Regions from separate parts of the Mus musculus genome. Here all the other regions are linked to region 2. Evidence: chromatin loops called from intact Hi-C (ENCODE). Cell type or tissue: left cerebral cortex. All regions are shown on one strand. Links, peaks and the distances in the headings refer to the core of each region. The heading gives the core; the rest is flanking DNA.

What was found. Hi-C counts contacts between places; a loop is a spot of excess contacts. Peaks named below come from ENCODE experiments on the same cell type or tissue, not always from the same donor. Only the 100,000 strongest peaks of a DNase experiment are listed, where the experiment ranks them.
Region 1: a loop joins it to region 2, with 2.3 times the contacts of the local background. A loop is called at or near these places in 6 of 42 quality-filtered maps.
Region 3: it touches region 2 in a loop (2.5-fold over the local background); 3 of 42 quality-filtered maps call a loop at or near these places.

Annotation. Positions count from the first base shown.
Region 1 is chr14:59,550,487-59,561,498 of GRCm38, reverse strand. It overlaps a transcript of Cdadc1 not described here. Among named protein-coding and RNA genes, the nearest start is that of Cdadc1, 42 kb to the left of the region's middle. In left cerebral cortex, for the core only: CTCF peaks have their summits at 5,133 (motif pointing right) and 7,344; DNase peaks (open chromatin) are centred at 3,786, 4,320, 5,140, 7,306 and 1 more place; H3K4me3 peaks cover 286 bases.
Region 2 is chr14:59,227,143-59,238,154 of GRCm38, reverse strand. Rcbtb1 (regulator of chromosome condensation (RCC1) and BTB (POZ) domain containing protein 1) reads right to left here. Exons shown (of 12, transcript NM_027764.2): 9 at 9,774-9,900; 10 at 8,117-8,268; 11 at 7,615-7,745; 12 at 890-2,936. The coding sequence ends at 2,796. Among named protein-coding and RNA genes, the nearest start is that of Rcbtb1, 31 kb to the right of the region's middle. In left cerebral cortex, for the core only: a CTCF peak has its summit at 6,035 (motif pointing right); DNase peaks (open chromatin) are centred at 5,977 and 7,509; H3K27ac peaks cover 251 bases.
Region 3 is chr14:59,151,362-59,162,373 of GRCm38, reverse strand. It overlaps Gm5142 (predicted gene 5142), which reads left to right. Exons shown (of 2, transcript NM_001004158.2): 2 at 3,664-3,871. The coding sequence ends at 3,689. Among named protein-coding and RNA genes, the nearest start is that of 1700129C05Rik, 14 kb to the right of the region's middle. In left cerebral cortex, for the core only: a CTCF peak has its summit at 6,616; a DNase peak (open chromatin) is centred at 6,570.

The DNA of each region.
Region 1 (11,012 bases), core at 2,470-7,469, 320 kb before region 2:
AGCTGTAAGAACGGAGGTGACAGATGTCAGTGACAGGGTCGGGGTGTGGGGTGGGAAGGCCCTTATAGACTTGGAGGTGCTGAGCTGAGTCCCACGGGAGAGCTGAGGGATTACTAGGCCAAATTGGGGGATGGGAGGAGCTGAGTGAAAGTGATGGCCTCTGTGAATGGGGACAGAGGATGACTGGCTGGCACTGCAGGGACTGGAGAGCTGTGCCCAGAGCCCATCTGGGTTTGCAGAAGCCGAGTGTTGACTCAGTCTGCAAGGTCCCAGGCCAGAGGCCTCCTCTGTTGCCGGAGAGATCAGTGTGTGCTGGACAAAAAACACTGTCTCCGCTGTGTCCTGAGATGAGGACCGTCTTAGAAGGCTCACCAGGAGCATGCAGAGCAGCCCCCTAAGCATCCCACGCCCATCAGCCAAGTAGGCAGGGTTTCTGTGTTGTGTGGGATTACTATTGAAACTTTTGGTTTTTTTGATGGTGGCCTTTCTGTGTTTTCCTCCCTCGGTTTACCGAGCTTAAAAATGTGTTATTCACTCATAAGGTTTCTTCTTTATGCCCTGAATGGTTCTACTTTAGGATCAGCCACAACCGCTTGTTTTTGACACACTTTGGGGCCCGTTCCATGAAACACTGGCTCTTAGGCTCCCTGGTACTGGAGGTGAGTGACTGGATAAAGGCACTTGCCACCAAGCCTGACAACCTGAGCTCAATCCCCAGAACCCACTGGAAGGAAGGAAGGACGGATGAACGGATGGAAGGACGGACGGACACAGAGGCAGGGGAAGGATTTATCAAGAGATTCTTGGTACCAGCAGTAGCGACCACATGCACTGAGTTGAGCGAATTGTTTTACAAGAGGAAAAGACAATGCACCTGGTCGAACCTGGGGTCTGGGTGACTCAGGGCTGGTGACAGGGGAGGTGGAATGGACCAGGGGTTTGCAGTTTTCTGGTTTTTCCATGGCCCAGCAGATCCCTTGTTGAGCGCCTGGCTACTGTTGAAGCAGGTGTAGTCCTGGCTTGAGTCAGGAAGACCATAAAGGGGACACTGCATGGTGGCTCTCTTCTGCCCCATCACTCCTGGAACTCTATCTGCTGCAGGTATCATGACATTTACTGAAATTCAAGCACCCAAGTGCTGGGCCCCTATGGTGAGTGCCCAGCTTGATAAGTAATGGAGTCTAATTGAAAAAGAGAGAGAGAGAAAAAAAAAAAACCCAGAAATCTTGATGAACTAAATGGAGTTGGGAAAGTGTGATTTGCTTATTGCAGACTGAACTGAAAGCAGTCTTGATTTTCGAAGGAGGCCAGTATGAGTTCCCTCCAACACGTCTGTGCAGAGCTCTGTCATGCAAACTGCCCTCTGAATGGAGCCCTTTGTTGGGGTCCTCCAGCCTCAATGCTGATTTCTCTTTGCTTTTATAACACAAGGAAACCAACCTGGACCGTAGTGTTTTAGTGCTTGCCACTGCTGGTATTTGAGGCTGTGTCATGGGGACTGCCTGAAGTTCTGGGGCTGATCCCACGCCCATCCCAGGATACAGCTGCAGCAAATGCAAGACCGACTGTGAATATCAGCACGTGTTACCATGTGGAATCTTAATTATATATAATTTAGTGCTTTCAGAGCTGACTTTGAAAGCCACTGACATAAAAAAAACTTTTAAGTATTTAACTCAAAAAAAAAAAAAGTTAGATCCAAAGATCATCTCATGCTGTGTAACCACGGCTCTAGAGCTCTTCTAGAATTCCTTAACATTTGAGGATAATGATTTCCATCATATGATGTTGAGAGGGGTTTTTGTGAATCAGGTTTGGTGTGGAGTAGCAAGAACACTAAAAGAAGCAGTGATCAGCTGAGCTGCCCAGAGAGGTGTCGACTGGTTCAGATGCTTGGAAGAGACTTAGAGCTACCTACAAGGCATTTTCTCCACCCTGTCGAGCTACCCGAGGTTGTACAGTGTACTCCAGGCTTCCAGCTTTCATTAGCCATCACCCATGCTGGGGTGGGCATTGGTGAGTGAGGCAGATGTCTTTGAGTCACTTCTGCTCCTATAAGCAATGCTTCCCCCATATTCCTGTAAGCAACCTAATAAATGTGTTGATTCACCAAGTTGGCGGTGTCTGTCTTTTGTTGTCAGTTCTGGAGTGAGGAAATGTTATGCATATCTCCCTAGGAATAGTGTCTCACAACCACCTCCCTTGAGACAGGGTCTCTAATTGGCTGAAGCTCATAAATTAGGCTAGGCTGGCTAGCCTTAGGGATCCCTCTGTGTCTGCCATGCCAGTGCTGAGACTATCGGCATGCACCCTTATGCCTGGTATCTTTACATGGGTTCTGATCTTTACCAACTGAGCCAAGGATTTTCTAAAGTCAGGCATGTTTTATTAGTTAGCAGAGTAAAGTTTTGATGGCACTGGCACATTGCATTCAAGTGGACCACTGACATCAGCTAGTTGTGGGTTAGTTATCTGCAGGGGACTAGAGGTGTTTTGGGTGTAATCATTTCCACTACTGGGGCTCATCCTGGGCATTTCCTGGAGTGTAGCCACACCCACCTAGATGTCCTTGCATCAACCGGAAACTTCAAGAACAGCAGCACCCTTATACTGAGTGGTGTGCTTGGTGGATGGCCCTTGTTCAAAAGGCAGTGAATGGATCCCTATTGTGGAAAATATTATGTGGGGGTTTCTACCCCACTTTAGATGATTTATTTCCCAAATAGAAGATGTGAAACCTTTATATTTATATAATAAGCCTTAAAGCACTAGAGCTGGGCAGATATCAGCCCTCGATGCTATTTTGTCTACTTTCCTGTCGATAACCCCAAGACATTAATTGTCATGTTCTTGGGCTTCTCTTTCTCTAATAGGCCAGCCCTCAAGGCCATGTGCTCACAATCTACCTACCCCATGGCACCTTCTTCCTTCTTTCCCTTAGTGGTATCTCCTCAGACCCAGAGTCCAGGAACTGAAATCCTGCTTACCTTTCATCTGCCCAGGTAGGCTGGTGGCATCTTATTTTAGTTTTAAGTTAAGGAGCAAGGTTTGCACAACAAAAGCTGCATATGTGAGAATTCACTGTCTTGGAGTGACCAGACTTTGGGATATAGAATTTGGTACTGCAATACATAGCAACAGACCAAACCTCAACAGATCCCCCCAACCCATCTGTGCAGCCATCTTTCTGGGTCTTCTCTAGGTGTGGCCGGTCACTCAGACTGGGCTCTGAGGCCATGATAAGGAAGAATTCACACCTCTCTTAAAACAGATGTCTTTACCAAACTGTTATTTTTGTGAAATAGCCTCACCCCAGCCATTCCCTCCTCTGTGTCATTGGTCCTTCAGCAGGGACACAGACCTCTTTGTCTCATTCTCCACCACATGATTACCCATCAGCATTTGAAGTTAGCCATTGTGTGCTAGCATCCCACGACAGCCTCCCACTCATTTTGGAGGCTCCCTGTGATGCTGAGGTCTGCAGTGACTGTAAAGGATTTGCCACACCAGGGCTTTAATTTCACCAAAGTCAGGGTAAGTTCCAACTTAGACAAGGAGATGGAGCCTCAGAATAACTGGTTTAATCATTGTTTGATAATAATTGACAGGATAACACCTAAACCTACTGCTCTAAATTCCTGATCTTCCCGGAAGTCATGACTTTTGTCCAACCTCTCTCTGGTGTCACCTTTCTTCTCATGTAGAACTGTTTCCTATGTGAGAAACATTGATGGCCCCAAATTTTAGCTTTCCTGTTTTCACACTTGCTTTAGTCACTGTTACATTACTGTGAAGAGACACCATTACCAGGGCAGCTCTTATAAAGGAAAACACTTCGTTGGGGCTGGCTTACAGTTTCAGATGGCAACAGGCCATGGTGCTAGAGAAGTAGCCGATAGTTACATCCGGATCCACAGGCAGAGAGAGAGAGAGAGGAGAGAGAGAGAGAGAGAGAGAGAGAGAGAGAGAGAGAGAGAGAGAGAGAGAGAGAGAGAGAGGAGACAGACAAAGAGACAAAGGCATAGAGACAGAGACAGAGGCAGGACCTAACATGGACTTTTGAAACCTCAAAGCAGACCTCCAGTTTCTCCAACAAGGGCACACCTCCTAGCCCTTCTCAGATAGGGCCACTCCCTGATGACCAAGCATTCAAATATATGCATTTCACCTACTGGCCTAGAAAGTTGTCCTGGGTATGAAGTTGCTGTGCTTTGGGGAACTTGTTTTGTGACACTTCCTCAACTTTCAACAAAGTGAAGGTCACCGTATCGCAATCCTTTCCTTCCTTGGACACATGGGCTGGCTTCCTCAGCACCTGCACCTTCACTCACAAAGCAATAGCTTGGGAAACGTTTCCTACTCCTAATGGCCAAGCCCTCCTGGGTCTCCACAGCCTTTACCCCTGGACATCTAATCCTCTCACTCACGTCTGGAGACTGCTGCCGCCAAGTTCTTGTTCCCACAGCTGTGGTCCAGTGCTGACTCTACCCCACCCCCACTCCCCAGCTCCCTCTCACACCCACTCAGTCTCTTGCTTTATGTCTCTCTTGGGAGCCCAAGTCTTCTCTGACACCCAGAGGGCCAGTTCCCAGCTCCCACAGAGTAAATGGCCACTGGGCAGTTCCTTCAGAAGGGTCTGGCCACTGGCTAGAAAGAGACAGTGTACGGGAGTGACCCCGGTCTAGATGCGAAGATACCTGCAAGAGTCCAAGTGTAAGGTGACGTCGCCTGACAAGCATCAGGCCACCCAGAAGCCCTTGTTAGAGTAGCCCCAAAGAATTAGAAACTTGCAAGTTTAGGGTTTTCAACTCTATTTCTATCTTTAGTTTTTATAGTGCTGTGGAGGAACTCAGGGCCTCTGGCAGGCCAGCAAGTACTAAGCTACAACCCCTGCTTAGGAATTTTGTTTGAGGACTTAAAATGGGACTGTGGTTCTGACCCGTGGATATATTTAACCCAATCTTGCAGCGTGATAAGCACCTTGTCAATTTTGCTCCTAATGAGTAGGCCCGGTAGACTCCTGACAGGCAGTCACTTGATCAGTGATTTAGTTTCAGCCTAGCCACACAGATCTGTTAACTAAGAGTCCCCCAGTACTCCAATAAAGATAGCATTGTTTATTTCAGCCAGCAGGGGGCAGCATGTCCCAGAAGTTGAAGGAGGGGCCTTTTGGAAGAGAAACTGATTTGTGCAGGGTTACACCAGGATTCTGAATTGAGGAAAAGAAAGGCAAGGCACAGTTCTGTCCAAACCCCAGACCCGTGAGAGCCTGTAACCCACTGACAGGCAGCTGCATCGTGAGCTCCGAGGTCTCGAGTCCTCAGGAGCCGTGGGGATGAAGTCACCAGGATCGACCGATTCTAAAGTCAGCCGATCAAGACACGTGAGGGTGGAGCATGAGGTGTGCTGTTACTGAGATGTAGGATGGAGGAAGGTGAGGCCTGTAGGAGGTAAAAGAAGACAGCGCTGTGACAGGAGGCTGCCTCTGGGTTGGGATGTGGCTCAGTTAATAAGAGTACTTCCCTAACATGCATGAGGCTTTAGGTTCAATCCTCAGCACTGCCGACAGGTGTCAAGAAGCGAGGGTCAGAAGTTTATAGTTGCATTAAGCTACACAGAGCATCTGAGACCAGCTTGGGATACATAAGACTGTCAAAAAAGAAAGGCTGTAGCTGGGTAGATTTGTGTGTGTCTGATGCACATAGGACCCGAACCACTGCAGAAGGTGACCTGCTGCATCTGGCAATCTCAGAGCCCCGAAGGCCTGGAAAGAGGACCTCAGGAGGTGGGAGGGCAGCAAGGGTGAGCTGTGGGGCTCCTCCAGCCGAAAAGAGAGAACACTCCATGCTGACTCACTTAAACAAGTGTCCAGGGACAGAAGCAGGGCTTGGGCTGGGCGAGGTGCAGAAGGGAAGGGTTTTAACTTGGGCTGCACTGAACGAATTAAAACGCGAATGAGACACTGATGCCTAATGCAACCAAGGCAAACAGGGCTTTGAAACAGGACATCTGTCTGTGTGTCCTGGGGCCAGAGTGGCAGTGTGGGTATCAGAAGTCGGGAGGTTCTGAGGTTTGGACAGGAAGTGTCTCTTAAAAACTCAGGTGGCAGGCTTGCAGTGGCAGGTAGGACTTTCTCCTGGAAATGACTGGATCATGGGGTGCTGATATCTCATCAATGGGTTCATCCATGGATGGGGTCATGACAGGCTGGTGCAAACTGTAGGAGGAAGTGCCTGTGGAAGGAAGTAGGTCACTGAGGGAGGCGCGCCCGGGAAAGATTTATTGTGCGTCTTTACCCTACCCCGACCCCACACAATCTCTCTCTGCTTCCTGGTGACTGTGAGGGAAGCCATTTCCTTTCATCACATTTCTGCCTCACTGTGACATACCTAAACGCACAGGGCCAGACAGAGCAGGCCACAGTAACCGTTTCCTCCTTCCTGTTGTTTTCCTCAGTCATTTAGTGACAGCGAGGGAAAGTTACTAACACAGTCTGTCACCTGGAGGCATGGCCCATTGGTTTAAAATCAAGAGTTTGGGATTATGGTCAAGGATTAAAATGTGCCTGTTGCCCGAGAGTCAGGAGGAGAGACCTCTAAAACATGATGTGTCTAGAATGTGTCTCGCCCAGGAAGGCCTTCTAAAGAGGAGCCAAGAAGAGAATCAGACTCACTTAGAGGGTGGAGAAGCAAGGAAACAATGCAGGAACAGAGAACTTTCCCTAGTGCTGCTGGGACGGCATCAGAGAATAGCAAACCTCAGAAAGATGAGCAACCATTCACATTCCAGGTGTGCTCACAAGGAGAGGATCATGGGTGGGCACCAACACTTCTGTATACTCTGTTGACTTAGAGGTACACCAGACTCTGCTGGGGTTGTCTGGTACAGTGCATGGAATAATATGTAGCATGAAGATTCACGACGAATAGCATCAGATAACACAGAAAGCACCCAAGAGATAACAGGGGTCACAAGGCAGCGATGCAGCTCAGTGGTAGAGCTTGTGTAGTCTGTGCAACCCCGGTGTCAGTCCCTCTGCAGACAAAGCACAGTGAGTCTGTGGCAACAATTTGAACAGTTTTATTACGATTTCACACACTAGCTGGTTTGCCCATTTAAATGAATACTTCAACAATTTTAGTGTGTTAATTTGCGGATATGTGCAAGCACTGCCATAATTAGTTCAAAAATTCCCGTCACCTCAATGAGAACTCTCCGCCTTTAGCTGTCTCTCCACATAGCCGTCTCACATTCCTCCCTCAAGCCTGGAGCTTTCTGTCTCTAGACTTCTCTGTGTTGGACTTTGTATGTGAACAGCACCATCTAGTGTGTAGCCATGATGTGAATGGTTCTTCCAACTAGTTGAGATTCAACTACAGAAGGAGTGCATTGTTTGTTTTGTCCTAGTCAGGTTGGTTTTTATTTTATCTTATTTTCTTTCTTTGTTCCTTTTTTTTTCTTAGATAGCTGTTTGTTTTCGAATGGGGGGGGGGAAGATGTGGATTTTGGAGTATGGGAAGGTGGGGAGGAGCTGGGAGGAGCTAGAGAATGAAATCATAATTATAATATATGATAAAAATCTATTTCCAATTTAAAAAAAAAAGTCGAAAGCTTAGGTCATGGGCTCTGCCTTTGTGCGTGGCCGTGATGCTGTTGTTTGGCCTCTGTTACCCTGTGTTGGTGCAGTGAGGTCCGTATCAGATGCTGCTGGCTCAGTGATGGACACCCCAGCCTCTAGAACCAGGAGCTGATGCTTTTCTGCTCCTCTTGCATGGCTGGAGCTCATCTGTTCTGTTTCAGCAGCAGCAGATGGGCGAACAGTGGCCTTTTGTGCCTGGCTTCTTTCACTTAGCGCAGACTCACACCGTGTGGAATGGGTCGGTGCATCATTTATGTCTGCAGCTGGAAAGTTTGTGTGGCTACAGTAAATTTTGTCCACTTACCAATAGATTGCCCTCTTTGGAGACTTCATCAGGATGCCTCGATAAACATTTCCTCGTGTGAGTTCCTGTGTGGGATGTCTTCATTTCTCTCAAGTGTACATCTGGGAGTGAAAGTGCTGAGCCATGTGACCAGTGTGCTGGTTACTGTGGCTTCACACCCTCACCCACAGCCTGGGCTCCAACTTCTCTGCATCTTCACTAATGCTTGTTACCTAACCGTTTGGTTCTAGCCATTCTAGTTAGTATCAAGTAGTGTCTTCAGTATCTTTTCTCTCTCTCTCTCTCTCTCTCTCTCTCTCTCTCTCTCTCTCTCTCTCTCTCTGTGTGTGTGTGTGTGGGGGGGGGGGTTTGAGGTTACCCTGGGATTCACTATGTAGTCAATGCTGGCCTCAGACACAAATCATACATTTTACCCTCTTGTTTATTTGCCTATTGATCAATCAATTGCCCTTTGATGGGTTTGATTTGCATTCAGCTACCTGGGCTGTGGATCCTGGCGGAAGTAAGTTGAGTGGCAGTTGTGCTATCTCAAGGCTTCCTGCCTCTGGATACCATGTGTCTTCTCCACCATGACCATTGCACCCTTTAACTGTGACTTCTCCCTTTACTGGCAAAATCAACCCTCCCACCCCCACCACACACACACCAAAACCAAAAAACCAAACCAAACCAAACCAAACCAAAAAAATACCAACCCTTTTCTCTTTAAGTTGCTGGGACCATTACATCCCATCATTTGGAAAAGACAGGAGCCAGCTTGCCTCAACTCCACAGCACCCCTTGCTCCCTGCCCCAACATTCTTTCTGTATGTGACCATGTTTTCAGGGGTAAGCATGATCATAGGCGAGGCTGTCAGAGCGTCAGCAGGGGAGGAAGGAACTAGTCACTGGGAGGAGTTTTGTCCACTTCTTTTCAATCACGTGCCATCATGTAATGGTTATGGGAGGTCAATAACACACTTCTTACCATATGACGCATCTTGCCTAGGAGTGTAATCATATATTTAGGGATGTGGAAAGAGCCATTATGGGAGGCTTGAGTATCTGGAGTCAGCCGGAGTGGGAAACTGGATCTGAAGAGTTCCCAGGTATGTATATGTGTATGTGCACATCTGTATATGTATGTACACATGCGTGTCTTTATAAATTGTTTTCTTGTATTTTCATCCCTTGCAACTTGAAAGGGTCCTGTCCTACTCAGTTCCGCTTGATCACTATTGATTCGGTGCTCCTGAGCTGGCTGCAAACATTGCTTTAAGATGAGTCAGAGTTTAATCCTTCATAGGTTGGGGGCAGGCAACCTGTGTTTGGCCAAAGTAAACAGCGAAGTCATGAATGTTTAGGGGGTGAGCCTGCGGGATAGCGGAGCAGGAGACGTGCATGCTACTAAACTCAATAACTGGCAGGAAGAGGCTGAAGGGAGAGCCTGCAGTCCAGGCAGGTGTGTGTGTGTGTGGGGGAGGTGGCTGTGGAGATGTCTCTCCCAGCCCGGATAAGCTGAGGTCATGAGAGGGCAGATGAAAGCGGTTGCCTGTGGATTCAGTCTCAGCAAGGACAGATCCAGTTACCAGCTAAAGGATCTGACTTAAAGACTCAGAGGAGCAAGGCCACTGAAAACATGCAAAAAATGTGGCGATGCAGAGGTGGCGCCAACTGTCTTGTGAACTTGTCCATCCTTGTCTGTTTCTTCCAAGGCAGGTCTTTTTTCTTCCATGTGGGCAGTTTCTTCTAAATGAGATTTTGAGCAACCTGAGCAGGAGGGAGGTGTCCAGCACCAGCCTGAAGGGTAAGGGCTGATTGTCTCTGAGCATGGCTGTGTTGACAGGACCCCAGAGCCAAACAAACCCATCAGGGCAAAAGGTGACTGACCTCTTTGTGCCCAGTGAGGAGTGGCACTAAGACACTTAAACCCACTCAATTCAGGACAGAGCAGCAAATGTACCTGGGTGCCAAGAATGTCCCCTCCCCTCCTTACAGTCAGAGAGATGAAAATGGCCTGACCCAGGAGCATGCCCAGATTGGTGAGCCACCTGGCAAGGGACAAGTGGAGACAGTCTCAGCTGGACTCAGGCTTCTCTGGGCTCTAGGTCTCTTGCCTCCTTTGTTCCCACATCCCCCACTGTCTAGAGGGCAGACGAAGCCTCAGTCACTCCAGCACCTCTCCAAGCTGGACCCCAAGGACGTCTCATTTTATGGCAAACTTGGCAGACTTGCCTTCTGAGGTTGGTAGGCCCCCAGAGAGGAGACCCTTTCTCAGGGCCTTGCTAGAGGAGGGACAGCATCTGGCTAGAGTTGGAGCCTTTCCCATATGGAGATTTCAGGTGCTGTCTCTTTTCTTGCCCCGGCTCTCTCATCTACATTCCCTGGCTGCTGGCCACAGTTTCACCTGGATTCAGATGGGCGCAGCAAGCTGACAGCTGGGTAAAGCTGCAGTGCTCTGGTCAAGGTGAAAGTCACAGCTGAAGCTGCCAGAGGCAGGCCAGCCAACTGTGGGTGTGCCCTTTTCTTTCCTCCCACACCCAAGGCAAGACAGAGTCTCATTCATCCAGGAAGGGCAGGGCATGGCCATGTGAATGTCACACTGTGCCTGGAGAAAGGGCAGAGGCTTTCTTTCCTCACAGAAACAAGTCTGCAGTTAGGTCTTTGCCCTTCCTCTGAGTCCTGGGTCAAGAGGGGCAGGCTGGGGACATAGTGAGACCCTGGTCTGTGGTCAGCTACTCTGTCTTTTTGTTGTCTTCTTGCTGGTTTTGTTTGTTTGACAGGGACTGGTGTCTCCCAGACTGGTCTTGAACTTGTTATGTAGTTGAGAATGATGACTTTTTGATCTATCTGCTTCCACCTTCTGAATGCCAAGGTTACAGGCATAAGCCACGACACCCGGTTTATGCAGTGGTTGAACCCATGGTTTCATGCTTGTTAGGTGAATGCACTACTACCAACTACTTAGTTACAGCCCTGCCCCCACACTCCCTTTTTCAGATCGGTCTTCTATGATGCCCAGGCTGCTCTGGAGTTCATGAGCTCAAGTGATCTTCCTGCTTCAGCCTCTAGTTAGTCATGGCAGTAGGT
Region 2 (11,012 bases), core at 3,025-8,024:
CCAGTTGTTTGATGTTTACAATGTAGGCATATATTGGGCAAACTGCTAAAAGAAACCTCCTGTGTTATTACTGAAAAATGAGCCAAATCCTCACAGCCATGAACTCTCTATAAGGAAGTGTATGGTGGCTCAGGGCACAGCAGAGGGCACTGTGGGTGTAAATGTTAGGGATCCTCATTCAATGGTGCATTTTTTTTTTCAGACCTAGAGCCAGGTTCATGATCATTCATGTTTATTGTACTGTTTTCTAGGTGAGCTAACATTTCATGTTTTTCCGTATTGTACAGAAAACATCTTCAGAACAATTGTTTGTTGAGTCCAATCCATTTGGTTCCATTATATGAAAATAAATGCTGGTGAGACGGTCAGCACTTGTCACCAATCTGATTAACTTGAGTGTTTTGCCAGAACCCACACAGCTGAACTAACTTTTACCAGCTCTCCTGTCACCGCCACAAGACTGTCATGGCACATGCACCCTCTCATGTACAAAGCTAGTTCAAAAATTCTGCAAATATTCCATTAGATTATTGGTTGTTAGTCCAGTTCTCACAACAACTGGTATGTCTCACAAGGATAGTGGTTGCTAACTTTTCAGTTTTGTTTATTCTTTCTCCATATCAACTCTTAAAATATATAGTTCAGTAGTTTAAAATATAGCCAAAACTATTACTCATTCTAAACTACTTCACCTTGTGACACAGAAACTACACATTTACCATCTGTGTCCTCTCCCAGCTCCTGGCACCCACTCTCCTTCAGGATCACACATTACTTGCTCTTTTGTAGGGGGTTATCTTTTCTGACTGAAGTCCACATATTCATCAAGTTCCTCCCTTTGTTCAGACTGCATACTACTAAAGAGAAAACAACCACAACTGTACAAGTGTGCCTTCAGAGGTTGTTTATTAGCATGTCAATCAAGAAATTACATAAATGCATCCTAATTACTGAAGTATAAAACTGGTTCCAGTAACTTCAAGGATACAGTTTGGGATCTTTTAAGAAATGTGACTTCTCTGGCTTCCATTATTATATCAGAAGAAAACATTAATTTCAATAATAGTTTCTTGCTTTCTATGATTATAACCAAAACCAAGTAGAAAAATAAAAAGATTGCATTTAAAAAAAATTTGCAAACCCTTTTTAAAGGACTTTTCTTTCACTAACACACACACACACACACACACACACACACACACACACACACACACACACACACACACAAAAACACCCTAGCTGTTCAGCAAGCTAAAAGTGTGTCTTCAGCTGGATCAGGAACTCAGCACGTTTTTGTCAGGTGAACTGTCTACGGGTGTGGATTTGCAGGTGTAATTTGTGCTTTTTCGTGGGTAAGTTTTTCAAGTAAGACCACCAGTAAATGTTCTAAAGTTTCTGCTTTGAGGCCCTAAGTCTACAGGACTGAGGTTCTACAGAAGGTCCATTCACTACAGCAGTTCAGATTAATGTGCACTCATCATCTTGGCCAGGAAAACTGCCACCTAGGAGGCAGTTGTCACTTACCCATGCACCAGGCAACAGCTGTAACATGATCAGGAAGAGGGGCTTTGAGCTCTTGTTCCTATTTATCTTGTTTGTCAACACACATGCCTGCCTGTCTTTGGTGCCTCAGTCACCATCCACCCTGGCCTAGTATTTTACAAATGACCTTTTCGGGAAAGGCATGAATAGGGAGCCCTAGCTGAACGTATGACAAATGTATTCCTAACACAATTATAGAAAGAAAAAAAAAATCAACCAAAACTGGAGAGGTTAAGGTGAAGTTTCAATTAAGTTTTGATGGATTTTGGCCTGGACTCCTCCCACCACCGAAAACAGTGAGCATTCTATGGAGTCCTGTAAGAAGGGTGGCTTTAACAATCACATCAAGTCAGAAAAGAGCAGCCATGTAGAATGTGTTTGTGAGTAATTATAGGGAGAGGGGGATGGTAGTGTGCACGCTGGTCTCAAACACAACCTTAGTGAAGCACTGTTGGATAATTGGGGTGCGGGGAACCCTAATTTTTGTAACACTCTCCTCTCCAAGCAAAGCTCTTTTACCATCAGCTTCTCATAGGTACTTCTTGTCACTTCTCTATAGGGACCTAAATCTTTTAGTTCTTCTTCTTTCTCCTTTATTGTGTCTTTGTGCAGACATGGTACATGTGTAGCAGTAAGGGACAACTTATAAGTCAGCTCTCTCCACCATGTGGATTCTGGGGATTCAAGTTAAGTCATCAGGCTTAGTAATAAGAGCCTTTACCTGCTGAGCCATCTTTCCAGCCCTAGGTGCCTGTCCCTTAAGAGCATCTCAGCAAACCTAGTATTTCTTGACTGCTTAAGTGGGTTTAATGCATATTAAGACTATTTCTTAAGAGACCCCCACAGTGCTGATGCCCCCACAGGAGGTTGGTGACAGTGAGCAGCACTCAGGGAGCACTGGGCAGGGCCTGTCTGCCACAGACCATGTGGAAAGGCTTGTGGCCAAAGGTCTAGGGATATTTTCCTGGCTTTCTTAATACAAGCTCAAAACATCCTCTCATCAAAATTAAAAGAACAAAAGCATGTAAACTTTCATCCTTTCCCAAAGCTCAGTCAAATGTAAGAAAAACACATGTAAAACATACATGTAAAACATACATATCTAGACACAGAGTTGTAAGAAATGGACTCACAAGAAGCAAATATCCTTCATATATTCCTACAGAGCACTGTCTATGGTGTGGGGCTTTACCTGCAGATCACCGCACCCACAGTGCCCCAGAGCTCTCACACCTAGCCCAGCAGCCTTGGCTTCAGTTCTTAAAGGCTCCACATTTACTGGCTTTAGCAATGAACTCCTTTAGCAGGGGACCATCCATTTGCCAGAACGCAGCCGTCTGGGTAACTTCTGTCAAATGATTGATGCAAAACTTAAAGCAGAATTCTTCTAAATCCTGGACACATACAACAAAAACAAGAACAGGGAGAGGCCTTTGTTTATTAACTGGGAACTGTTTCTCAGCTAGTCCCTCATCCCAACTCTCTTACCCTTCCCAGAAGAGATACTGGAGACCAGATACCTCAAACCGTGTCATCAGAAAACCACCTGCCTTCTACTCAGAGCAGAGTAAAAGCAAGGTTTCCCTAAGTCAAGTGTGGCAGACACACACGCAGACACACACAGCCACACACAGCCACAAAATCATCTAGGGCACTCCAATGTATGAATGCAAACAACACTAAATAAAAGCTTTTCAACCAAAACTCTGACTGGTAAGCTGTAAGGAACTCTCCAACCTTTAGATGAGGGGCCGTGCCTTCCTGTGGGAGGAGAGCATGTAAATAAAGCTCAGAGTCTTCACACGAGAAACTACAACTTATAAGTCTGTGAGAAATTACAAAGTGGATCTAGGGTAGATCCAGTGTCAGATTTACTGGAATTAGAAGGAAACAACAAATTTTAAAATCGCTAATTTGAAAAAAATCCAAAATAAAAACAAGAATATTGTGTGTATGTTCTGTATGTTCTGTGTGTGTGTATGTTCTATGTGTATGTTCTGTGTGTATGTGAGGCAGGAGCACGGAGGTTCCAGGAACCCCTTGTGGAGCTGGTCCTCTCCATCTCAGGAATGGGTCCCTGCTGGGCTGCATGGAAGGGAGCCCACGAACCCTCATGGGCTCCCACTCCAAAGCTTTCATGATGAAGGCATTCCAGTCATCAATCTGAAAACCAAGTTGTTTTTTCTTTCTTCCAATTTTCTTAAAACAGTGGACTAGTGACCCCAAAACTCTGGTTTAAAATGCTAAAATAGCAATCACTAAATTCTTATTTAGTCAGTGGTGTTCTTACTTCACAAAACTTCACAGTGGTAATAGTGAAACACTACCCATTCTTTAAAAGATCACCCGGCCAGTGAAACAGGTTGTCCAGGGTTCTCTATCCCCAACAGTGAGATCCATTCCTGGTGGTAAAGATCACCATCCCAGCTTGGCCAAACGCAAAAATCGCATAGTTTACCTCAGTGTATCAAATATAAAATATCCAGACCAGCATGGCCTCCACTTTTGTTTTTCAGAACGTATTTAAATGTGTAATTATGTGTGTGTGTGAGAGAGAGAGAGAAGGGTACTTTCTCTTGCTACCTTAAGAATTTTGAGGCTAAGGAAAATGTAATTGCACCCTCTCCAGTACAACAATAACAATGCTGACTGCTTAGCTCTCAAAGCAAAGCCCTGAACCCCAGAGTCCCTTCCAGACCTCTCCTGTGAGAAGGGAATCCATGTGCTCCCCTTGGTGTGTAAACACATTCCGTCCAGCAGGAGCTGCGATGTTGAGATCGGGCTTTAGTTCCTCACTGCTCTGCGCTGGAGCACTGTGAAGTGCTCCTCCTCCAAGTCCGCTGTGAAGTGTACCGAGTTTGACGGTGTGCATTCCTAGGATGTTCCCACAGCGTTGCTTTTGAACACACAGCTACTAAGCTGCATTTCTTTTATACGTTAATTTCAAGTTTCCCCTAAAAGGTGCATGGAGGGGTTGGACGATTACAAAGCAGGTAACTGAGTAGTGGACTGCCTTCATCTTCTTGGCACAGCATCTGCTACGGAAAGCTGGGCTTCCAAAATTAGTTTTTGTAACTGATAACCAATCTCAGTCACTTCCGATCAACTAACAACATACATAATAAATGGGTTTGACTTGAGCACTCAATACTATGGTCACTTGCTACATTTCAAGATATTAGGAAATAAATATAAACATTTACTCATCGATCACAAGCTCAGTGTCACAATCTAAGTGTATCACGAGGACTCTTCTCCTTTCTACATGGATGTGTCATGTTTGTGGAATGTAAGGCTTGTATGATATCTTAAGTACTTTATAGTGAAGTGTCTTAAACATATTTGTCCATTCAATATATATTTTTGGTGTTTCAAACATATCCAATTACTCAATTCAGCATGTGTTTTTGAGCACTGACTCTGCCCACACGGTTTCAAGCTCCAGGGAATCACATTCATTTGTAGTCGTCTCTTAATAGATTTATACCTAAGCAAAGACGAGCAAAGGACATGGGCTGCTGCCAGCCGCAGCGGCATCGAGTTCTTCCTGTAAGGTTGTTTTTGTTTTCTCTTATTTTAGACAGGGTCTTCACTGTGTAGCTCCAGCTGGACTGCAGCTCATTACGCAAAGCACATATACAAAGCAGGCCGCCTCAAGCGCCCCGAGATCCTCCTGCCTCTCTTCACTCTAACCGCTCTGCTGGGATTAAAGGTGCATGTCTGGCCTTTTCCTCTAAACATTTAAACTTTTTAGGTGAAAGTGGGGAACAAATTTCCAGTAACAGGATCTAGGCTGTGGGCCTCTAGTCAGGTTGTCCTGGCTGGTGTAAACCAACAGGATTGATCACAGAACATGGAAAATGTGGAGAAGCACAAGAAGAGTCTAGAATCAATCTCCAAATGGAGAGAAAAGGGTTCTTTGGAGTCAGTTGTGTTGGATGGTGTCTTGCTGGGGCAAACACGTGAGGGAGTGTTTTCCTGAAGTGAACACAGGTGAAAAGCTAAAGGCAGACTCGTGAAGGAATATTTCCTGAAGTAGACATAAAGCAAAAAGATGTTCTGCTAAAGTAAGCACATGAAAGGACATGTGATAAGAGATTCTTTGCTAACTACATGCATGTACTGGTCTCTTTACACTGTGGAGTTGAGCTCCAGTTGTCAGGACTCCATAGAGAGAAACTGCACCAAAAACCTTCTGGAGGTGTGCCATGGCATCTAGCTGCTTCTGCGGCAGAGTGATGGCAGCTGAGACAGACACACGTGCTAAGGCAAGATTAGTGGAGGACACATGATGTTTGAAGGGATAAAAAAGGACTTGAAGGACAGTAGGTGGGGCTGAGCTAGGCTTGCTTATACAGCTAGCTGTGCAATGCCTGTTGTCTCAGTATCTTCATTTCACTGAGAGGCACAGCTGAGAACTTTTTCTGGAGTTCCTGTTGGCCCTGGTCCCTCCTGCTGATTCATCCTGAGGCTGAGGCCTGGCTGTCCCACTAGGTGGTGCCACCGCTGCTGATTCCTGTTTGCTATCTCGACTCTACCCAACTGGATTGCTGATGTCTTTGAAGTCTTTGCCAGTGGCTCGAGCTGCCACTGTTGACCTGTGAACTGCACTGCTGATTTCCAAACAACACTGACTGGAGTTGCTCCAAAGAACCTTTCTAAACAGGTCCACATCCCCCCTACCTTTGGTGGGTGGTGGGCTAAAAGGGAGGTTAAAGTGTTTAAGAACCATCATTAAAAGTAGTAATTGAAAACAATTCAAGTTACAGTCAATGCAATTTAAAATTCTCCTGTTGTATAAGAATGAGTCTAGCACAGGCTCCTAGTGGTATAGGAAGCGGGGAAGCTAACCCCTCTCCATCTTTCATTAGCTACAATTCACGCTAACCACATTTCCATTTGGTGTCAGACTCCACAGTCAGCTGCATTTGACCTTGTGAAATATTTATTACCATAAAAGAACCTCAAACAAAAATAGGATCCATTTTGAAAATAAAAGACATAATGGCTAACTCAATCCCTAAGTCTGTCTGTCCTCTGCTACACCTCAAGGGCCAGAATGTGAGTTTTTGATAAATTCCCAGTTATTGGAGACTGCATTGTCAAATGACAAAACGCCTCTAAAATACAGACTTCTGATATCCTTAGCAAAGCCAGCCTTCTACTTTTTATGAATCTGTAACACCAACCAGGTCAGCTCTGAGTTCATTAACAATGTCTCCTGCAGCCTTTTGTGGCACTGTCTCCACGGTTCAACAGCCTCAGCTGCCATGCATCAGCACGTGGACTGGGTGCTGTAGCATACCGTCAACCAGGGCCAGCTTCTGCTCAGAGTCTGTGGCTCGGCTCAGTCAGAAAAGTTCAATGGCAAACATACTCCAGAACACTCATCAGACTCTAGAAATCTGAGAAATGCAGCTCTGAAATCCAACTAAGTTTAAAACTAACAAAATGGGAACTGCTGAGATGGCTCAGTGGGTAAGGACAACTGCTGCATAAGCCTGGCAACTGACTTTGATCCTTGGAATCCATGTAAAGGTGGAAGAAGAAAACTGACTCCCCAGAGTTATCCAGACATGTACACACACACACACACACACACACACACACACACACACACACAATGCATGTGCACTAAAAACTGTTAAGTTAAAAAAAAGAGGTAGTATACAGTAAGTTCTTCAGAGAGGAACTGAGCTACAGCACAGGGACAAAAGTCCAGACCCACACGGATGTAAAGCCCACAGCACCCGGGGCTTCTGACGGTGGACTCGGTAGAGTGGGTCTGGGACAGGCAGATGCACTCATTAGCAGACTGAAAGTAAAGCATGCTGCCCGTCAGCCCGGCTGAGTCCAGCACTGTACACGCCCACTGTGCAGCCTTCTGCCAGTTCCTTAGAAGCAAAGCAGACAAACAATGATTCTGACTGTGAACGAGATGTAAAGAAGCAAAGGCAGATTTCATTTGAGGCTTGTCACTGAGTCACTAAAGGAGGTGACACTAGCCATGCTGTGTCACAGAAGAGCGGGAAGTGGGCTGACGGCGAGGGAGCCGGGGCACTTCTGTGTTACCTCTGCGTCATATCTGACTGCAGCAGAGAACAATGAAAAGGCGTTCTCCACAGTAATTCCTCGCTTGATGATGTGCTGACAAAGCCTCTTCAGTCTGTTCTCACAGTACGACGTTGCCAAGTCCAAAAGGCCTGAAAGGTAGAAGAACGAGATCTCAGCAGCTCGCAGTGCTGGGACGCTGGGACTGACAACACGGGCATTTCATGGCCAGCAGCTTGTGTTTACTTTCTATACTTTCTTCCAGAGTAAAAGAGTAAATTCTCTTTTTTATTTTATTCCTAAAAGGTTAAATGCATTAGAAACTCAGACTCTCATATTAAAAAATCTAAGTTTATAGTTACAAACTGTCCATAATTTTAAATGATACTAACATTTTAGAGATGTTTACTTAAATACTTTTTAAGTATATAAAAGTCAATACACCTGTAAATTACTATATGTTGCAGCTCTAAGAACAGGAGACAGCGATGGCCACATGGCCTGGCTAGTCCAAATGCAGTACCTATAGCATCCTCAGGAGGCAGGTCCACTGTGTCTGTGTAGAGGTACTGGAGAAAGGCACGGTACACAGGGTAAGAAAACTGGTCTATCTCTATCACTTCCTTCATATCCTCATTCCAATAAGACTGAAACATGGACCGAAAGTGCTCACACCTACAACAAAAGCAAAGGTTTAATGGGAAGGCTGAGTTCAAATAAACAGGTATTAGAGGTACCCTTTATCTTCTGTGCTGGCATAAGCTGGGGTCACTAACTATTAACACCAAAAGTATTTGCTATGCAAGGACTTTTTTGTACACTTGATTAAAATCACTTTCATCTTGGTATCACCATTTAACAGTATCAATTAGTTAAAGAGCCTAGAAGTTCCTAGTACTTCAACAGCATTGTGTCCATCAGTCCCCACTCCAAGCAAATGTTTGGATCATTTGTTTTGGGTTTTAGGTATGCAGAAATGCATTTTAAACAACACAGTGAGGGCTGGGAATGTAGCTTAGTGGTAGAGTGAAATATGGTACAAAAATATATAATATTCACTCAGAGTTATAAAAAAAATTGGTTCAGGGATAGTTACTTTGAGAAGTTAAAAAATATTTCTAAGCAAGGCGTAATGGAGTAATGAGTTAGAAAAGTTATAGAAGATACACACACACACACACACACACACACACACACACACACACTCTTAGTTGAGCAGAGTCATAGGCAGAAACATGTGTAATGGTCTTTTCATCTACTTCTGTGGTTCATATAGTCATTGGTCTAAGGAATTAACAACATATAGTTTTGCAGCTGTCTTAAAATTTATTATTCTGCTGCTTCCACCCAAAAAAATGGTGGGAAGTACCAGTCTCCTGCAATGCAAGTTCTAGCCCTGGGCCTCTCACAAGGTAGGCAAATACATTGCCAACTGAACTGTATCTCCAACCACCAATGGGTTTTTAACTGAATTTCCACAAAGACATAAGCGATTAATTCAATGGTTTGAGTTTTCATGTGTTTTCTCTGTAGTGGAAATCTAAGTAAACAATCATTCAATCATTACTAATTAGTGCTCAGTCCCTCACATTCACTCAGGAACTCCTGCCACTTATTCTATTGAAACAACTTTTCTCTAGGTGGCAATCTGCATCCCTGAAGGGCAACCTGACCTTGAATAGGAGGATCCTTACTGACGAAATCAGCATGCAAATAAAGTATCTACAAAAACTATTTTTAATTTATTAATTCATTCTTTTTTTTTTTTTTTACTGTTGGGAAGTCAAACCAGGGCACTGGCCATGCTAAACAAGTGCTGTACTACTGAGCTACATTGCTAGCCTATTTCTAATCTGGAAAAAAAGATAAGAACTAGGGATACTTGCCTAGTATGCACAAGTACTGGCTACAATGTCCAGGACTGCAGAGAACTAAACAACAAAACAAAAACAAAACATTCCAAAAGCCATAAATATTTATACTCCCCTCATTTCCTAAAAGTTGCATGAACACAAGTCAAAATACTCCTGGGTAACGAGCAGTAACTATCTGCTAAAGACACTAAGTTGCCACGCTTCTTTGTTCTGCCATAGCCATTTCTTCTGAGCATCTATTCTGTGCTGTAATAAACAAGTGGAAAGACTAACGGTACTGATAGCTCCAAAATCATGCACAAATACCTGATTTTCAGAACAGCTTTATGGACATGAATATATTTTCCATCAATTCGAAACTTTAGATCAGCAGTTTCTGGACTATCAAATTCTTTCTTCAGTGACTCTGCAACTGTTAAAAAGTCTTCATGCTCTGAAGGCAACAGAGACACTGTTAACACACAAAGCTCAAGAGACAGTCGGCATGAAAGGCCTCCAAAAGATAATTATGGCGTCCCATTCCACTCTATTTCTGGTCAATAAAGTTCATGACTCAGTTGACAAACCCACTTCCCAGTATTAAAGTAATTCATCTATAAACTACCAAAAAAAAAAACAAAACCCAAACAAACAAACCTAAATGGGTATGGGGGGGAAGTCAAATGACAGTCTTCCTGTGTAATTGAACATGAAAATATGCACTAAAAATAAACCTCACAGGTAGTTTATTGAATACAACTGATCTCTCATGAGCATAGCAGTTTCTCTTCTGGCATTAACAGCTTAGCAATTTTCCTGACTGAAACACTGAGAACTTCTTGGCTCTGAATTGGGTAGTTAGTTGGCATATTCAAACCAAGGTGGAGAATCCAAAACATCTGACCATGCAAATAGTTCTCAAGCAGAGACACTTTTTTAGCCATCAGCTCTGAGAATTAATGGTAAAGCACTAATACTCCCAAGCTGTCCTTCCCTACGGACTCAAACATTTACAGGGAAATCGATGGCGCTGCCTGACATGAGCTGCTGTGAGGAGGCTACCTAGGAGCATGGTGTTTTTGTGAACACAGTCAAGGATCCAGTACAAATCCATCCAACACTTTATATGTATGAAGGAACAAAAATAACAAACGACACTGAGAAAGATCTACCCAGAGGCTGGTACTGAGACAAAGCAGACAAGTGTCCACTGTCCTGGGCTGAGAACAATGGATGAACCGGGAGTGTTGCTTGCTTTGAAAAACAATGATGCCTTATATGAAGGACCAGTCTTCCTTCATCCCACAGCCTAAAGGACTCAGAGAAAAGTATGGGAGTGACTAAGGTGAGAATGTCCAGGGCATGAATGATGGCTAACCACTCGCTCAAAACAAAGGTTTTCATAGGTGCTTCAGCATCTCCTCACAGAATAGACCCTTTCCCCTCTTGATCTATTATGACCAATACTAGGAATGTAGTCATGTATGAGATAAGGCCAGTGTCTAGTTTTACTCTCCAAACAGTATCAAATAGTGTTCTGAAAATGATCTCTGCACACCAACATAC
Region 3 (11,012 bases), core at 3,961-8,960, 77 kb after region 2:
GGTGTGCATTTCTTCTCTCACATCTTCAATGCCTGAGAGTCTATCTTCCATCTTTTGTATTCTGCTGCTAAGTCTTGCCTCTAAGGCTCCTTTTGAGTCCTTAATATTTTTACTTTCAGATTTCCCTCTGTTTAGGTTTTCTTTATTGATTCTATTTCAGTGATCACGTCTTGGATGGGTTCACTCATTTCCCCTCATTATTTATGGTTTCATAGATGTCTTTAAGGCATCAACCTATTTCCCTCTTATCACATCCATGAAACCTATTAAAAAGGCTTTGTCTTATGCTTTGGACATGTTGCAATATTCAGGGTCTGCCATAGTTAGGGCTCCTGGCTCTAGTGGACACATATTGTCCTAGCTGTTTTTGCTTTTTATGTTGGTGTCAGGTTTTGGGAAGATGGTAATTCTAGGTGCTGATATCTGGTCTTGTTGGGTGATTTATTACTTGCTTTCTGTTTCCTCTCTGGTTCTTAGGTCAATGTAGGGTCTGTTCCATGGCAGAAAACTCTCCTGGGGTCCTTATAGATATGGTCACAGTGCTGTACATGAGTGTTGGAAGATATGATCATGAGGCACTGACTCTTCCTAGTTCCTGCTTCAGGAACCCCCCTGACCCTGCCCAGTCCTAACAAGTTGCTTCTGTTCTGTGCCTTGGCCCTGCTATCTGAAGGGAGATACCCAGGCTATCACACGAGCACACGCTAATGTTACAGCTCCACTTCTTTTATTTGACACCTCCCCTGATCACTCTTAGACTCCACATGGGGGCCTCTAGCCTGGTTGCTGAGGTTGATGCATAGGACCAAGAGGCAGGCATTGGTTTTTCAGTTTCTTTCAGTCACAGTGGGACATGAGGTACCTGGGAGATGACTGCCACAGCAGGTCTCTCACATGCAAAGTCCCTCTGTTTTTACTGAAGAGAAAGGTTCAGAGTGTCTTCTGAAAAGATGACAAGATGGCTTCCCAGCATTTTCCTTATGAAACCTAGTTCCCCACTCCCATTCTTTCTGCCTGTGCTTGTTCCTCCTGTGTTACCCCCATCCTGTCAGCTCTAGCCTTCAGCCTGCTCCCCAGCCCAATCTGTCCTTTCTGTTTTCTTTCCTTTCCCCCCTCTGATCCACACTTTCCCCCATTATCCCACCTTATCTCTATTCTGGGCTCTTCTTCTTTTCCAGACTTTTCTCTGAGCACCGTGTTCACCTTGTCCCTTCACTATTGGACCCAACTTCTAGCATTTCAGTTCAATAGTTCCCTACTCTCTTTCCCCAGTGCAAAGCCAGCTGTGCTCTGTCAGTCCTGATGAGCCAATCTTCCTCCATGGAAGGAGCCACCTGCCACACCTGCCGTTCAGCAGTGTCATGGCTGTGCTTCCCAAACAGACTGACCTGGTGTCCATGGGAATAAGGAAGACACAGCCAGCATGCTCCTGGAGCAACACTGTATCCATTTTCCTCATTGGCCTCTTCTCACTATCTGAACATACCTGGAAAATATCCTAGATATATGAGTGGAACCAATGCCCCTAAAGATTTTACAGCTAACAGTCAGGGTAATAACCTAGCTTTTCCCTATGAACTGAGAGACCTAGAACTGGTCATGAATCTCACTCACTGTTTCCTCAGGTACCAGGGAATCTGCAGCCAGAGACTAGAAATCATGAAGTGGTAGGGAGTCAAGCCCTGGTTAAGCTTGCTGCCTTTAAGTAAGTGTTGGCAAGTACAGATGCAATGGAGGTGCTGCCTAAAAAGACAGGGCATGGATCTAGTCTTGCTGGGATGTGAATCAGAACTCAGTTTCCTATTTGGTTCCCTTGGTTTGGATGGGAAGCCATGCCCTGGGTGGCTCAGCATTCTTCTGGAAATTTGAGATCAGAGTCTGCACTTGTTCAAGTTGCCAAGTATCAACTAATTCCATGTACTTGTTTATCATTATGAAACTGGGGACAATGGCCCTTGGTACTTGTACCATACTTCCATAAACTTTCTATTCAGGAGAACTGGATTCAAGCATTAATTTAGCTACAATTTCAGAAATATGTGCATGTGGCCAGATGAGACTTGATTGACCCTATGTGGGCTTCCCTGCCTAGGAGAATTTTACACTCTTCAATATAGGGAAACAGGAGTTCACACTCAATTGGGAAGGTTGCCTCATGTCAACGTGTAACTTTTGATGAATATGTGTCTGTCCTCCTATTTACTTTCTACTGTAGATGAGCAGCATGACTACAACAACCTTTAGTGTTAAGGCCAGGGTTTTAGCAGAGGCTCAGGGGGGTAGACACGGGGGAGGACTGCTGTTTACTGCTCTGCTCCCTGTGCTTTGCTTTCTTAATATTAACGTGGGCTGCCAGGCCAGGAGTGGCATCCCCCAAATTTATCTGGGCCCTCCCATACCAATCATTAATCAAGAAAATTCCCTCCAGGCCTGCTTACAGGCCAATATTATGGAGTTTTTTTTTTTTTTTCTCAACTGAGGCTCCCTCCTCTTGTTTAATCCTAGCTTATGTTAAGTTGGCAAAAACCAGCCAGTGAAATATCCTCTATTCGTTGTACTTGTGGATTCTCTGAGTGTTATGTGAAAATACTGCTTTTTTTTGTTCCGTTCTATGAGACTTCAACAGACACATTATTCCATCAAATATGTCTTAAAATGGAATTCCTACAAAAAGCAGTGTGGTTTCTAAAATCTAGGCAGTCAAGCATAAGGCATCCTTTAGCAGCCTAGAACTCCTCTTGGTTTGGGCTACACATACAATACTTTTCTAATATGCACTTGGCAGTCTGAGAGCTGCACTACGTATGAGCTCTGCCTATGCAGCTGCCTATGCTCTGCTGACAGACAGCACTCTGACGCAGTGGAGATTCTTCTGCCTTCTATTCAAATGGATTCTCAGTACTTCCTGATCCAAAGATAGAAGGACCAATCTGGCCTGAACTGGTTTTAGGTACGCGTATAGTAAGATAAAACTGTGTCCTCTAGTAAATTTTACCATCTCATGTCTATGTATAATTGGGTATACATATGACTAATAATATATTCTGGGAGGGAAATATGTAGTAGAAAAATGATTATATAAATCTATCAATCAAAATAAGAGCCACACTCACTATGCCTCTGAGTAACCAAACACCTCTTTCCCTTGAACCCCATAAATAAATACCTTGGACAGTAACCAGGACTGTATATTCACTCTGTGGCTCTTGGCTCTCTAGTCTGACCTATTCTATAGATTTGCTTTGAATAAAGTTCCACCACTACTTCTGCAAACTGTGTGAGCCTATACTCTAATTGCTTAAAATACCTGGCCTAGACCTGAACCAACAGTAACACCAGGCCCACATTAGGACAAAGTCAGCAGCCACCTCTAACCTCAGAAAATGACTTTTCCCTTGAGTTCTGCATGTAAGCTCCCCTCTGCACCCAGCTTTCTATTGGAGTAAGAGAAGGTAGGAGCCTAGGATTTTTACAGTATATTCTATTATTACACTTTTGAGCTCACATGACAATATCTCCAATTCAGAAACAATATTTAGCAAGAAAAGGACATGACAGAGCATTATTTAAGTCCTAGTCCAAATAATTTAAATCCAGACCTTTCCAGCTCCTGGTAGGCATCTGTCTGATCATACTATTTTTTGTTTTGTTTTTCTTTTCCAGCCAACCAGAGGAACCTGAAATGCTAAGACTACAAGATTCTCAAGTAACTCCAAGACCCAAAGTTACAACACTGTCTACAAAACCTAAAATATGACATCTAGGACAAGATGATTATTAGAGAGGTAGCATACTTACATGTAGCCATCCTGTGTATTGAATATAAACAATGTGGGCACCATTCACAGAAATAAATGTTTCACTTGTAAATAAATCAATGATTATACATTTGCTAATTTCATACAGAACTGATTCCCAAACAAGGGAAATTAATAGGGAGAAGAATGATATATTTTATACTGGCAAAGGGGTTAGTACTCAGTGAGGGAAAGGAATACACACGTGTGATCTGCAGTGTCAGGTTCCTTGAGGGGAAATTACCGTAAAAATGAAAATGGAAAACAGATGAGTATAGACATACATTTTTCTCAGCCTACTTTAATAAGCATTCAACCCCCCCTCTATCCCACCAAAGGAAAAGTTATTAGGATACAGGGGAAGTAGACCTGCTTAGAAATAGTTCTCTGGGGGTGAGTCCAATCTTCGTTGTCAGGATATCAGCAGTTAGTCCAGTAGAAAACACCAAATATGAAGCAGCAGCTACAGTCCAGGCCTCTCAGCAGACACCACATATGAACCAGCAGCTGCAATTCAGTCCTCTTTGAAGACACCACACATGGACCAGCAAGGGAAGTTCAATCCAAAAGAAACCAGAAGGCCTACCAACTGGCACAAGGCCACAGAAATAGTAAGAAGCCACAGGAACCTCACGAGAAGTTCCTTGTGGAGTTTCTCCCTATGTTGTCACCACAAGTGAGTTCAACAATTCAATGTAAGGCAAACTAGTACATGTGTGCTGTTAGCGAAGAATAGCAAGGCAGAGTAAAGCGAACCAATGCTTGAGCTCCTACTGTCTGGTGGTCATATTTATATTCTTTCTAAACATCACATATCCTTTCATATATTTGCTTTAGCAAAACATCATTTGACATAACTGATTTTTCCAAAGAAACCAGAAGTTTCCACTTCAGTTTCCACTGAAGGTGAGTCTATTTTTGTTGGAAATTTCACCTTCCCATCATCAGAAATGGTACAAAGAAGAGAATGAAATCACCAAGGTGATAGCTCTCCTTGATCATTTCCTTCCTGTATCAATAGCAGGTCCTGCATTCGTCTTGAGGTTACAAGATAGACCACAACTGCCACACCCACTCCAGTGGAGTCTGCAAGACAAGTCCAAAAGCTTGGCTGCAGTCCTGAGGCAAAAAAGTTGCACAGAAATGAGTCTCCTGGAGGTCCTTGGCATCCCATAATATGAATGTGGTCCAGATTTGTCCTTGTGATAGTCTGTGGAGGGTTTTGCATGCCTTCTTTCAGTATAGTTTTATTATAGGAGCTCCCAAGGAATGATTTGACAAATAGCCAAGTTAGATTGGACATTGCTTCCTGGCTTCCACCAGTGTCCCAACATCCTAGTTAATCATTGAGCCGACCTTGGGCTTTGAATTTCGTAAGAATGCTACTTGTTCAGATGAAATGCCTCCAGTGTTGATAGATAGTGAAAGAAATCAGGCATTGCAATTTACTGGATAAGAGTTAGAAATCCCAGGGCAAGTTCAACAAAGTAAACTTAGAATTCTCATTAGAGTCATGTATGGCAGACTACATTACATAATAATAGAAAGAAGGTGGGTTGTGGTTTAAGAAGGAACTAGAGTAAATACTACAGGGGAACGCCAGGGCCAAAAAGTGGGAGTGTGTGGGTAGGGGAGTGGGGGGGAAGGGTATGGGGGACTTTTGGCATAGCATTGGAAATGTAAATGAGGAAAATACCTAATAAAAATATTAAAAAAAAGAAAAAAAAAGAATAACAGCTGAGTCACTCCCATACACAGGAATTTACAATGGCTTAGGAAGAAGGTGGGGTATACAATAGACTAGAATTGGAACTACCGTTAGGTCTTCTAAGTATTAGCTGACTTTAGATAGGGTTGATTTTTTATCTCAGTTGTAAACAGTGCCTGGCTCCTGCCAATTTTCATGGATGCATTTTTCTTTTTTGTTTAGAGTCATTATGCATCAGATGACCTTAATGTATCTTGGCTGATGTATTACCTAACTTCCTTGTTTTCTTCTGTAATGACTATATAAGTCTGATGTTTACTTTGAAAGATTACACTCACAGGAGACAGCCAACTCTACTTGGCCGCTATCTCTTGGTAAGGAACTCCATAAAACCCCAACTATGAAGCTAAAATATGGAGATGGAAAATTAGTGTCAGAAGAAGCATTGGGGCAGAAACTTTTTATGGAATACCCAAAAGATGCATGGTCCAGGAAAGCAATAGTTTATTTCAAATAAATGAGAAGCACATACTGGGTCAACATGAATAAGATAATTTTATTAACTTCAACCTGTCTAGTGTATATGGCTACCAATATTTACCCACAGGGAGCTGCTGGCATCTAACACCTTGTCCTACTGAATCCTTAACAATATTTCCCCAGGTAACAATACTTCCCCTGGAAACTAACATCTGAATTCACCTCATTCCTGGAAACCAACATCTTCCCTCACCTAGGATGAGCTGACCAAAGGCTCTACCCACTATAATCTGAGTACCCTACCCATCCCTGCATCTATGATTTTCCCCTCCTTCCCTAGACACCGTAAGCACTTTAAGGAAGGAAGCATATATTCTCTGTCCCTTTCAGGGCATCATTCAAGCATTGTATGTAAGACCTGGCAGCAGGTTAAGACACATCTGGCAGGAAAGGAGGGACAGCATGAACTGAGGCTCTGCAGCCTGTCTAGCATGCTCACCCAGACAGCACAGAGTAAACAGCTAGAGGGACAGAACTGTAAAGTTTCAAGAGCAACCTCCAGACTTCCCTTTTCCATGCAGGATTCACCAGTTAAGGTTTCCAAACTGTTTTCAAATAGCACCACCAAGTGTTCTAGTTGAGGCAAAGGCAGCACTACCAAATTCCCTGAAAGAACGAAACCCTTTTATCATACAAAAGTGTAACATTTATGCTCCAGTGTACAAAAAATCAGTTAGGTTCACTAATATATCAGCAATTGGCAGTAGGAAAGTTTTTCAATGTATTGGCGTAGGTCTTAAAATTGTTGACTGATGACAATCATCATGATAATTATTAAGATGGCATATACTGTTGTTTTACAACCCCATGCCCACAAACTGAAAAAAGCATTTATATAGCCATTAGGGTGAAAAACAAGGGGTTTGTTGTACTGAAAACTGAAGAATGTCAACTTTGTGTCCAAATCTCAATGCCCACGTCTTGTAATGTTCTCAAGTAAAATAAGCAGTAAATATTTTTATGTCTCTAGAAGTCCCACAGCAGCTTTGTGTGCACTGTTCTGGTGTTTCTGGGTCTTGTCATTTTTGTGTGTGGCTGCTCACCTGTTGAGTATTGGCTTCTTTGGGTAATGTATGACTTTGTATATGCCTACATGTGTGCACATGTATATAGAGGACTTGACAGCTTCTACAATTGTTCTTATTTTTCGTGATAAAAATTTTATTGGACCTGGAACCCACCAACATGTCTACACTGGCTTGCCACTATGATCTAGGAATCCTTCTGTCTTGATCTCTATCCTCATTCCCAGCACTGAGCTTAAATAGGTGAGCACAGCCTTGCCTGAATTTATCATGGGGGATAGGGATTGGGACCAAGACTCTTTATCCTGTGTGGCAACTTCTCTATACAATAAGCCACCTTCCCAATGTCCACTTAAATCTTATTTGACAAAAATTGAATGTTTGTCATATATGATGTTTTGAAATGTGTATATATATATAAATAGCTCAATGGGCTAGAAAGATGGCTCAGTTATTAAGAGCATTTGTTGCTCTTCCAGAAGACCCAGGTTCAACCCAGTATCCACTGGGTGGCTCATAACCATCTATAATTTCAGTCCCAGGACATTTGATACCCTCTCTTGACCTGTTCAGTCACAGATATATCTGCAGCCATAAAGGTTTAAAAATGTAACTTAATTGCCTTAACAAACATAAGAATTACTTCACATACCTATCCTTTTTGGTGTGTAATAAGAACACTTTAAATCTACCACTGACGTTATGAAAGAAAGCATACACTCCAAATTAAGGAATCATCAGAGAGCTCTTCTTATTCATCACAACTCAGACCAAATACTTTGACCAACAACCTACCAAATAAGTAACCAGTAACCCAAATTGCCATCTACCAACAGCCTGGTGTACAAGAACTGTCACTACTCAGGCCCTGGTCTTCAAAACGAGTCTTCAAGTCACATCCGTGTTACTCAGAATCAATAAAAACCATTCTGTACTGAGTTTTGTTTATTAAGTATTTTGCACAAATGGATGCTGTCAGTGTTTAGACTCCATTAGTTATGCAATTATAAACACCTTACTTACTGTAATTAGTTTTAATTACTATAATTAATTCAGAATGTCTCAGTCTCCACTGAATGGGAATAGGATTCTAGACAGTCTGTGGTATCTTAGAGTCACCTGAACAATGACAGAGACCTTGAAACCAGCCATCCCTCACTGAGACATGCTACCCTGTACTTACCAGATTATAGATTTTCTCCTTCTGTATTTGAGAACCATCATTTCCTTCTTCAAAATGTATCTGCATGTTTTTTCACTTTTATCTAAACTTTAATGGCTCTTTTCAAATCACTCATTCTCCTGAGTTTTCCTTTCTTTTCCCTCTTCTCAGGCTTTCCCCGTCTCTCTCCATTACTTTTTACCACTCTCCCTGGCATCTTTTCCCAACATTTTCCATTTGCAAGAGGTACTCTTAGTAGAGTTGAGAGAGCCTTTTGAGATCTCCAGATATATGTGACCATCCACATCTATTCTCAAAGGCTACAACAAGCTCAAGGGTTTCAATGCCTGTGGGTCACGACAATTGAAAAATACATATTTCCAATAATCTTAGGAATTCCCAAACATAAATTTATTTTCATTGCTACTTCATAACTGTAGTTTTGGTACTGAGCAGTGTCTCAGTTCCTAAGACCATTGAAAATATGTGTTTTCCAATGGTCGTGACCTACAGGTGGAGAACTGCTGCCTCAGAGGAAGCTGAAAGAGGCCTCTCAGCCACACTGTATTTTGTCTGGTGGAACTATAGCTCCAAGACTACAAGGCATTTCCATGTGCTAAGGCCTACATATCTTAGACACAACCTGACCATTGCCATTCTGTAAAATGAATTATTTTTATTATAAATGTATGTATAAATGTATAATTATTGTAAATTAATCCAGCAGCTGTATTTCTTTACCTTTGCTAGTCCTCTGTAGGCTTTGCTTTTTCAAAACCTACTTCAATTATGGCTCTTTAACACTTCAACCTCTAGCCCACCACCCACTAGAGGTAGGGTAAATGAAAGGTAAATAGGAAACAGGGGTTATGGACCTGTTTAGAAATAGTTCTTTGTGGTGACCCCAGTCTTCACCGTCAGCAGTCCAGTCTACTAGCAAAGCACCAAACATGAATCAGTAGCAGCTTCTTGATCCAGAAGAAACCACAAGGCTCCACCAATTGGCACAAGTCTGTAGAAGCAGCACAAAGCACCTGGAGTACCATCAGAAATTCTTTGGTATGTTTCTCTCTACAATGCCATGACAAGCAAAGATCATTGAAGAGTTGGGGGACTGAAGTGATGACTCAACAGTTAAAAGCACTGCCTGGGCTTTCAGAAGCCCTGAGTTCAGTTCCTAACAACCACATGGTGGCTCACAATCGTGTGTAATGGAACCTGATTCCCTCTTTTGGTGTATCTGAAGAGAGAAACAGTCTACTCACATACACAAAATAAATAAATCTTTTAAAAAAGTTGCAAAGTGAACCAATGCAAGAGCATCATACACTGTCTGTTGGGTTATATTTATACTCATTCCAAACATCAGGTGTCCTCTCAAGTGTCTGCTCCAGCAAAACGTCGCATGCCCTTTCACCAGACAGCTTCCAGTAAAATGTCCATTCTCAGCGAAGTATCCTATTATAATACAGCTTCCAGAAAAAGATCACAGGACACAACTGAGTCTCCAACAAAACTAGAAATCCCCACGTCAGTCTCCAATAACCAAGACTAAGATTTATTAAAATTGCCTTGAACAAAATACTGAGCAATTATTATTCCATTCTAAACCTCCAACCTAGTCAGACTTCCTCCCAGACAATATCTCCATATTACTTGCATTTTTGGGGGTACTTTTTTTTGGTCCAGCTCTCTTTTCCTGATGCTTCCTTGGCCTCTTCTCCTGGTCTCCTCCTTCATTCCTGTCTATTTCTCCTCCTCTCTGAGAATTGGAAGTCCCACCTTATTCTCTCTAAAGGTCTGTATTGGATCATTGGCTTTTATTGGCAAGACAGAGAATGACTGAGGAGCAATGTTTATATACCAAACTTGAGAAAAGAGATTCTAAAAATAAACATAACAAAGCCAGCTCAGTCAGTCAATAAGGTCTCATGGGAGGGAGTGAGGATTGAAAATGAAGAAAAATAATTAGACAAAATTATAACACGACTCCAGCCAGTATTGAGGCTGAATCAGGTTTATTTTTCTCCAGCCTGCTTTTATATCATTCTAGGTACATTCAAAATTCATGTTTAGTTCTTAGATCAAAGACAAAGTAATCAAGTGAAGTAGTAAACAAGATCACACAAGATAGTAGTCAAGCGATAGGATCAGAGGTGAGGACACATCTGCCCCAACACTGGAAGTAACTTCGACCAGCAGGGCCCAGACATCCAAGAACTCTGTCTGCTCAGGTGCGCAAGTTCCTTCCAGTCTGGGCTGGTACCCTGAGCAGACCTTGGGCGCAAACTCTGCAGCCAGTCCTACAACACCCAGATCAAGCTCCATTCCTATGCACTCTAACATGCCTAGGATCCCAGAATCCCAGGATCCCAGGAGTTTGGTCACACCAGGATCTTAGGGTCCCAGAAGCAGCCTGACTTCCAGGAGCTCTGACACACCCAGTATCTTAGGATCCCCAGATGAACTCTGAGGGGTTCTGACACAACCAGGATCACAGGAAGGACAGGCTCCAGTCAGATATAACGAGGGCAGGTAGCACTAGAGATAATCAGATGTCGGGAGGCAAGCATAAGAACATAAGCAACAGAAACCAAGGTTACTTGACATCATCAGAACCCAATTCTCCCACCATAGCAAGTCCTGGCCACACCATCACACTGGAAAAGCAAGATTTGGATCTAAAATCACTTCTCATGATGATGATAGAAGATATTAAGAAGGGCATAAATAATTCCCTTAAAGAAATACAGGAGAACACAGGTTAACAGGTAGAAGTC